Linked DNA regions of Homo sapiens: region 1 is linked to region 2. The links are chromatin loops, found by intact Hi-C in ENCODE. Cell type or tissue: CD4-positive, alpha-beta T cell. All regions are shown on one strand.

Region 1 (4,000 bases), 110 kb before region 2:
TTTGCACTTGCAATTTCTTATGTCTGGAATACTCTCCAGATCATTTTTATGGTTTGTCATATTATTTAGGTTTCTGTCCAAGAGTCATCGGTCTCTTCAAAAGGGCCTTCTCTGTGTACCCTATCTAAAATTATCACCACCCCTGTCACTCTCTGTTCTCTTGTTCCACTATATTTTTCTTCACATAATGTACTCCCTGAAATTATAATACGTACACCTTATTTATTATGTTTTCCCTGCTAGAGCATATGTTCTATGAGGGCAGGGACCTCATCTGTCCATGTTGTTGTTTTATTGCCTATAAATATTGACCTTATCTGTTCATGTTGTTTTATCACCTGTAAGTATCACCTATACATATTAGTTCAATAAATGAATGAACGAGCCAACTGACAATCTTCCTAGTGCCCGAAAAGAACCTGTGGCCGAATGCAGGAAGGAAGTTGTACCAGGAAGCAAATGCTCTCTGCTTTTGTGGAGTGGATGTTCCCACACTGAGAGCCAGATAGGCAGTAGTCCTGTGACGTCCTCTTACATCCTTTTAGACTTCTTCCTGTCTCTCTGTCTGGGAAGAGCCCCTTTGACCTTTATTTAGTATTTGTTGTTATTTTTTGAGACAGGGTCTCACCCTGTTGCCCAGGCTAGACTGCAGTGGCATAATCATGGCTCACTGCAGCCTCAACCCCTCAGCTTCCGGAGCAGCTAGGACTACAGGCAAGGACTACTACACCTGGCTAATTTTTTTAAAAAATTATTTTTTGTAGAAACGGGGGTCTCCCTGTGTTGCTCAGAAAAGTCTTGAACTCTGGCCGGGCATGTTGGCTCATGCCTGTAATCCCAGATACTCGGGAGGCTGAGGAAGGAGAATCGCTTGAACCCGGGAGGCGGAGGTTGCAGTGAGCGGAGATCGCGCCACTGCACTCCAGCCTGGTGACAGAGCAAGATTCTGTCTCAAAAAAAAAAAAAAAAAAAAAAAAGTCTTGAACTCCTGGGCGTGATCCTCCCACCTTGGCCTCCCAAAGTGCAGGGATTACAGGTGCGAACCATCATGCCCAGCCTGAATAACCTTTAGATGTGACCACCGTTATCCTGTTAAAATCTCGATTCCTTTTGGAATTAGAACATAAGCATTGTTTTCAGTCTCCAGAGTTCTACTGTGTCATATACTCTACATGTTCCATACTATTCACTGAAATCACCTGGATTTTCCCCTAGTTAGTAAGTATGTAGATCACTTTTTTCCATCCATATCAGCATGTCATGCTGATAACACTATCAATATAGTGTCATTTTAAAACAGAGGAGTGGGGGTGCAGTGTTTCATCATGACTGTAATCCCAGGAATTTGGGAGGCCAAGGTAGGAGGATAACTGGAGGCCAGGAATTCAAGGCCAGCCTGGGCAACAATGCAGGACCCCATCTTGACAAAACATAAAAAAAAAAAAATAAACATACAGAGAACTGGTGTGTTTTATGAGAAAAGAGAGGTGATTGAAGATTCAGGCTATACATTCAGACAGAGCTGGGTTCCAATTTCTGCTCTACCTTTTACTTTATGACCTTGAGCAAGTTGCTTAATCGGTCTAAACCTCAATTTCCTCATCTACAAAATGGTATGACAGTTGTATCGTCTGCATAGCTTTGTTGTGAGAAATAAGATGATGCATGCATGTTTACACCATTTTATAAGTTATTACACAATATAGAGACCTTTCACTTGCATATTTTAATAACTTAAGTTAGATTTTCATAAGCTTATTCTTTGAAAGTTACCTGGTTAGATGTGTAAGTTGCCCAGGTTTACCAGCCCAGGAACCTACTTCATTAATCAAGAGCCTTCATCCTTGACAGTATTCAGATTAAATAGAAGATATCTATTATATTTTGGTATTATAAGAGTATTCCTTATCAGAAATGTTTGAGACTACAGGTGTTTTGCATTTTGGATTTCTTTCAGATTTTGGAATATTTGCATTATATATTTGCTGGTTGAACATCCATATCTGAAATCTGACATGCTCCATTGAGCATTTCCTTTGAGCACCATGTTGATTTACAGGAATCATTTATAGGAATTGATAATTTCTTTCTCTCCAAGAGATGGCAGCATTTCAGTTTGAAAAACCTGACATTTGTTGTGTTTCATAATTGATTCATCAATTTTTCTAAAGCTAGGGCAAATCCATGTTTTTTATTTTATTTTATTTTTTTAGGAGCAGAGGTTTAATAGGCAGAAGAAAGGGAAAGGAAAACAGCTCTCTCTCGTGAGAAAGAGGGGACTTGCGAGAGGAAAGGCCGGCCAGCAGCAGCGGATGCCCCAGATTTTATAGTTGGGTGTGAGGAGGTGGTGTCTGATTTACATAGGGCTCACAGATTGATTTGATCAGGTGTGATGTTTACATAGTGAGTGGGGAAGGCTGGTTGCCCCACCCTAATCTTATTATGCAAATGCATTCTCCCCTTAGCTGGCGCCATCTTGTCTGCTCCTTACTGTATATGTGGCTGGCAGAGAAGGGAAGGTGGAGGCTTCATTTTGAACATGATTAGTTCCAGGTAGTTCTTTCCTGCTGGCATTCACCTGTGCAAGCGCTCAGCTTGCTTATCTATTTCAGCAGCTCAACTTTACAGGCTGCTCTTTGTTAGAAAATGATTTGGGGCTGCTTTTCATTAAAAAGGAAAACCTTACTGAGGACTTCCATACCCTCCCTATCTGCCTAAGTAATTTCTTAACTCCTGTATCATTCACTCCTCTGGAATGGTAATGCTAACTGCTGTTAGGGGGTGTTGGACAACTCTTTCTGGCTCCTTCCTGCTGAAAAGGGGCATTGTGTGTGGAACAGCAGCTAGGGCTCCTCCTGGGGTCAATCTAAGGGTCTTCAGATGAAAGGTGTGTCCATGTGTGGTTCGGTGTACAGCACCATTTGGAGTTTGATTGCTGTCGGAGCCATTCCGATGGGTTGTAACACTGGTTTGCCTCCACCAGATGTTGCATGTTGTAACAATGAATGTTGTACCTTGGTATCCCAGACGAGGTCCCCAGTATGAAGTGGCTGTGTTGTCTGGGGTAAATACTTGAGATTCGTCGTCTCACGCCAAGAAAATTTAGGACATGGACACGTACGAGGAGTTTAGGAGTGGAGGTTTCATAGGCAAAAGAAAGAGAAGGAAAGAGAAAGGAAAACAGTTTGCTCTCTAGTGAGAGAGAGGGGACTTCCAAGAGGAAAAGGCCCTCCGTGGGTTTTGAAAATAAACTTTATTTGGAATGATTTTAGACTTAGAAGAAAGTTACAAAGATAGTACGGAGAGTTCCTGTGTATCCTTGATCCAGTTGCCCCTAATGTTAGCATCTTACATAACTATGGTACATTTGTCAAAACTGAGAGATGAACATTAGTACATTACTGTTAAGTAAACTCCAAACTTCATTTGGATTTCATTCGTTTTCCCACTAATGTCGTTTTTCAGTTCCCAGATCCAATCTAGGATACCACATTGCATTTAATCATAAGATTTGTAGATGGTTGGTCAATAGACTCCCAAGGAGAATTTACTTTCCTTTCTTCACCTCCACTTCCTCCTTTTTATCTTAACTTTGGATCTGAATCTCAAGAATTTCAGCAGCTCGTTTCTCTGGCAAAAGATAAATGGACCTTTCTGGATCCTTTAACAACTATTTTGGTATTGATAGCTTAGAATTTCAGGAGCATGCTTTTTTTGAACACTCAACTGTATATTTGATTTTAATAATGAATGGGTACTGATTCTTCTGCCTCTCTCTGAAGCTTGCTCTTTATAATTACCAGAGCCTGCTTCACTGACTACATGTTCCTAAACTGCCTTCCAAAGAAAAATAGTTCCCTTTCTTTTTGTTTCCCCTTTCCTTTTTCATTCCTTTCCCTCCTCTCCTTCCCCTTTCCTTTACCCTTCCTTTCATCTCTCCGCATCCCCCACCCCCAACCCCCACCAAGAACAACTTGGGATGTGATTTAAATAAGCGTGG
Region 2 (4,000 bases):
CTCACGCCTGTAATCCCAGCACTTTGGGAGGCCCGAGACGGGCGGATCACCTGTGGTCAGGAGTTCGAGACCAGCCTGGCCAACATGGCGAAAAACCCCGTCTCTATTAAAAATACACAAATTAGCCGGGCGTGGTGGCGGGCGCCTGTAATCCCAGCTACTCGGTAGGCTGAGGCAGGAGAATCACTTGAATCCGGGAGGCGGAGCTTGCAGTGAGCCGAGATCATGTCATTGCACTCCAGCCCGGGCAAGAGCGAAACTCCCGTCTTAAAAAAAAAATAGAAAAGAAAAGAAAAGAAGAATTACAAATTAATCACCAAGAACAGAAATAGTGTAAAAACAAAGATGTAATTCAACTGTTTAGAGTGCAGAGATAATTGGAACTAAAAGAGCAAGAAAAGCGGGAAACATATGTACCTATAAACCTAATCACAAACCTGTCACAAAAACTACGAGTAAACGAGTCGAAGTTGAAAATGAGTTTTTGTGAATCAGAGTCTGATTTGACTTGAATTTACTAAGAAAGAATAAGAAAGGTGTAGAACATTCCAGGACATCTCTATCCCACCGCAAAACAAAAAAGAGCCATCAACCCACCACAAACGTGCAGCGTGAGACTGGAAGATACACTAGTCACCCAGTCACTGAAAACAACCTTTGAAACATCTTTATTTTTCTTTCCAAATAAAAAAGAGCCTAGGTCAGTAAACTAAGTATGAGAATAATTTTCAAAATTCCAGTCCTAACCACACCGGATGATTCTGGCTAACGTATGCCTCAGTTTCCCCCGTGCTAAAATGCAAACACACCGGTGTTCCGAGTCTCGGGCCTGGATCCGAGCCCGGGTTCTGCACCTGGATCTGAATCTTAAAGGGAAAACCGCAAGTTAAACCTGAGGAGGAGTCTGCAGCTGTCCCGGTGCCAGAGCCAGCCAGGCTCTTTTTAGAAAGCCCCCCGCCTCAGGCGCGGTTTTCGTAAAACCGCTCCCGGCTGCCAGCGCGGTGGATTCCGGCTGGCGCCCCGAACACCTGAGGTGGCCTCGGCCGTCTAGGGGCGGCCGCACCGGAGGACGCAGCCGACCTCCCCGCCCCGCCGCGTCCCCGGCCCCCATTCCAACGGCGACGCGAGCAAGGTCGGCCCGGCGGCTCTCCGGCCCGAGGCGGTGCTTCTCTCGTGGGCGCCTTCGGCCCATACGACCCTCGGTCGGACAGTCCGACCACAGCCGCCCCGCAGCCCCCGCCTGAGGGGAACTTGTAGGCGCCGGTGGGTCTCCGCTGACTCCCGCCCCGCACTCACCTGCCCCACGGGCCACCTCAGCGCCAATCCGGGTCGGGTTAGCAGCTTCCCCACTCGCACCCAGTCAGCGCTCAGCGGCGCCTAAGCGCACGCGTGGCGGGGCGTGGCATGGGCGGCCGCGGGTCATGCTGGGGGCTGTAGTCGTTCCCGCCCACTAGGCGGGGCGCGTCCAGGGGCTTTGCGCCCCCATCCCAAGGCCAGCATGCATAGCGATGATTTCTTCGTCTGCACCGCAGCCTGAGAAGCTTGGGACAGTATGGTGTGGACCAGCAGTCAGGGTGGTGGGAGATAGACGCTGCAAATAACTTGCTAATTTTTTTTTTTTTTTTTTTTTGAGATGGAGTCTCGCTCTGTCACCCAGGCTGAAGTGCAGTGGCGTGATCTCGGCTCACTGCAACCTCCACCTCCCAGGTTCAATCAGTTCTCTGCCTCAGCCTCCCGAGTAGCTGGGATTACAGGCGCCCGCCACCACGCCCAGCTAATTTTTTTGTATTTTTAGTACAGTATTTTTAGTAGAGACGGGGTTTCACCATGTTGGCCAGGCTGGTCTCGAACTCCTGACCTCAGATGATCTGCCCGCTTCAGCCTCCCAAAGTGCTGGGATTACAGGCGTGAGCCACCGCGCCAGGCCGGAAAACGAAATTTTCTGAGTACCTTCTGTGTCAGATTCTATGCTGTGCAATTCCCATCTCACCAACCCTCACATCCACCTAGGCTTCATATCACCTTTCTAGGGACTCCTAACCCTCGTGCTTCCACTAAAGCTGTGTTTACAAACATCAGGCTCTCCTGGTTCTTAAATGAAACTGAGCATCAGCCAGGGAAAGAGGGCATTAAGTGTCCAGGTGTCTGACTTCAGCTGAGCAGACATTTCATCAGTTGCCCCAAGTTCTGCCCAGAACCTGACATCTGGGTAGTTCTGATGCTGGAGTCCGTGTGAATTTAAACCAATCTTAAAGAAAATACAACAGCCTGGGTTAACAGAGTGAGACCCTGTCTCTACAAAAAACAACAAAAAATGAACCACGTGTGGTTGTGTGTGCCATAGTCCCAGCTACTCAAGAGGCTGAGGTGAGAGGATCGCTTGAGCCCAGGAAATCAAGGCTGCAGTGAACTGTGGTCATGCCACTGCACTCCAGCTTGGGCGACAGAGCAAGATCTTGTCTATATATATATATAAAAGATAGATATATGAATGTATATTATATATAATATATATGAATGTATATTATATATAATATATATGAATGTATATTTTATATATATACATAAATGTACATTTAATATATATATGTTTTCCAGTGAACACGCAGACCACCCATCAAATTAAAATGTTACATGGGAAAATCAGATTACAAAGTTGCATACAAGTATGTAAATACAAAAATAAAGGAGAATGGAAAAGGAAAGAAGACAAGAGATGCACCAACAAATCCACCCATTCAAATAGTCCAGGAAGAAACCAGGTCAAATCGCCAATCACTGGAGATCATTAGTCTAACAGAATTGTTAGGACAGGAACAAGACTGTTATTTCCTTATTTTCTATGAGGAAATGTATTAACTAAAATCCATGGTATCCTATATCCCCAGTATCTGTTATGTAATATAAATTCTCACATTACAGATAAACTGATAGTAGTTGCTGCCTCCAAGTTGCCCATAGCAGAGAAGGAAGTAGACAGAATATCTGGTCAGAGTCCCATGACTTAATTTCCTTGTGTCAGACTTAGTATCCTTTCAAGATTTTTTCTGTTTTGTTTTTTCAGATGGAGTCTCGCTCCGTTGCCCAGGCTGGAGTACAGTGGCATGATCTTGGCTCACTGCAACTTCTGCCTCCCAGGTTCAAGCAATTCTCCTGTCTCAGCCTCCCAAGTAGCTGGGACTATAGGCGCCTGCCACCACGCCCGGTTGATTGTATTTTTAGTAGAGACGGAGTTTCACCTTGTCGGTCAAGCTGGTCTCGAACTCCTGACCTCAGGTGATCCACCTGCCTCGGCCTCCCAAAGTGTTGGGATTACAGGCGTGAGCCACCACCGCACCCGGCCCTTTTCAAGATTTTTTAGAGATGAACAGAGTAACTCTTTCTGGAAGTTGAGCAAATGGCTCTATGCTATCCCTGCTTGCTTGCTATACTAGCCTATGTTCAGAATTTGGTTTTCAGAATTGTCTTCTATTGTTTTTCCAAAAGGATAAGCTCTTCTCTTAGGTTGGCTTTAAGTGACAAGGGCTCGCTGTCACCCAGCCTGGACTAAACTCTTGGGCTCAAGTGACCCTATCGCCTCAGCTTCCCAAGTAGCTGGGACTGTAAATGCGCATCATCGCAACCTGATTTCCTGGCTACTTTTAAATAAAACTGGAACCGATTCAGCCTCCTCTCCCTCACAACATTCCTAACGAGGCAGTCTTCCAGCTTCTGCCTGACCTGGGGGATTGAGTGTAGGTTGCTAATCTCAGTGGTTCCAATGTCTGGCCCCAAGCCAGTCTCAGTAATGGGTATTGAGCTCAGTGTGTCTCTTGGGGCAACACACAATCAAGTCACTCTTCCTGCACCTGGCAATATTTGAAGTGCCGAGGAGTTTTCTTCTGTATAGGATAAAGAGCCCTAACATTCCTCCACCACAAGATCTTTTTGGAGGTTGGCTCTCCAGTTCATCTCTATTCCTCAGACTGGGTATCCAAAATTGAATGTAATGCCAAGAGTG

Evidence for each region. Peaks named below come from ENCODE experiments on the same cell type or tissue, not always from the same donor. Only the 100,000 strongest peaks of a DNase experiment are listed, where the experiment ranks them.
Region 1: a loop joins it to region 2, with 2.3 times the contacts of the local background. A loop is called at or near these places in 7 of 110 quality-filtered maps.

What each region holds. Positions count from the first base shown.
Region 1 is chr22:40,477,721-40,481,720 of GRCh38, reverse strand. All of the region lies in intron 3 of MRTFA (myocardin related transcription factor A), which reads left to right. Among named protein-coding and RNA genes, the nearest start is that of MRTFA-AS1, 42 kb to the left of the region's middle. In CD4-positive, alpha-beta T cell, CTCF peaks have their summits at 1,983 and 2,182; no DNase peak of the experiment used is centred here.
Region 2 is chr22:40,367,985-40,371,984 of GRCh38, reverse strand. ADSL (adenylosuccinate lyase) reads right to left here. Exons shown (of 13, transcript NM_000026.4): 13 at 2,618-4,000. It overlaps SGSM3 (small G protein signaling modulator 3), which reads right to left and starts at 1,391. Exons shown (of 22, transcript NM_015705.6): 1 at 1,297-1,391. RefSeq lists silencers at 1,006-1,175, 1,236-1,345 and an enhancer at 1,496-1,705. In CD4-positive, alpha-beta T cell, a CTCF peak has its summit at 1,514; DNase peaks (open chromatin) are centred at 974 and 1,384; H3K4me3 peaks cover 1,555 bases.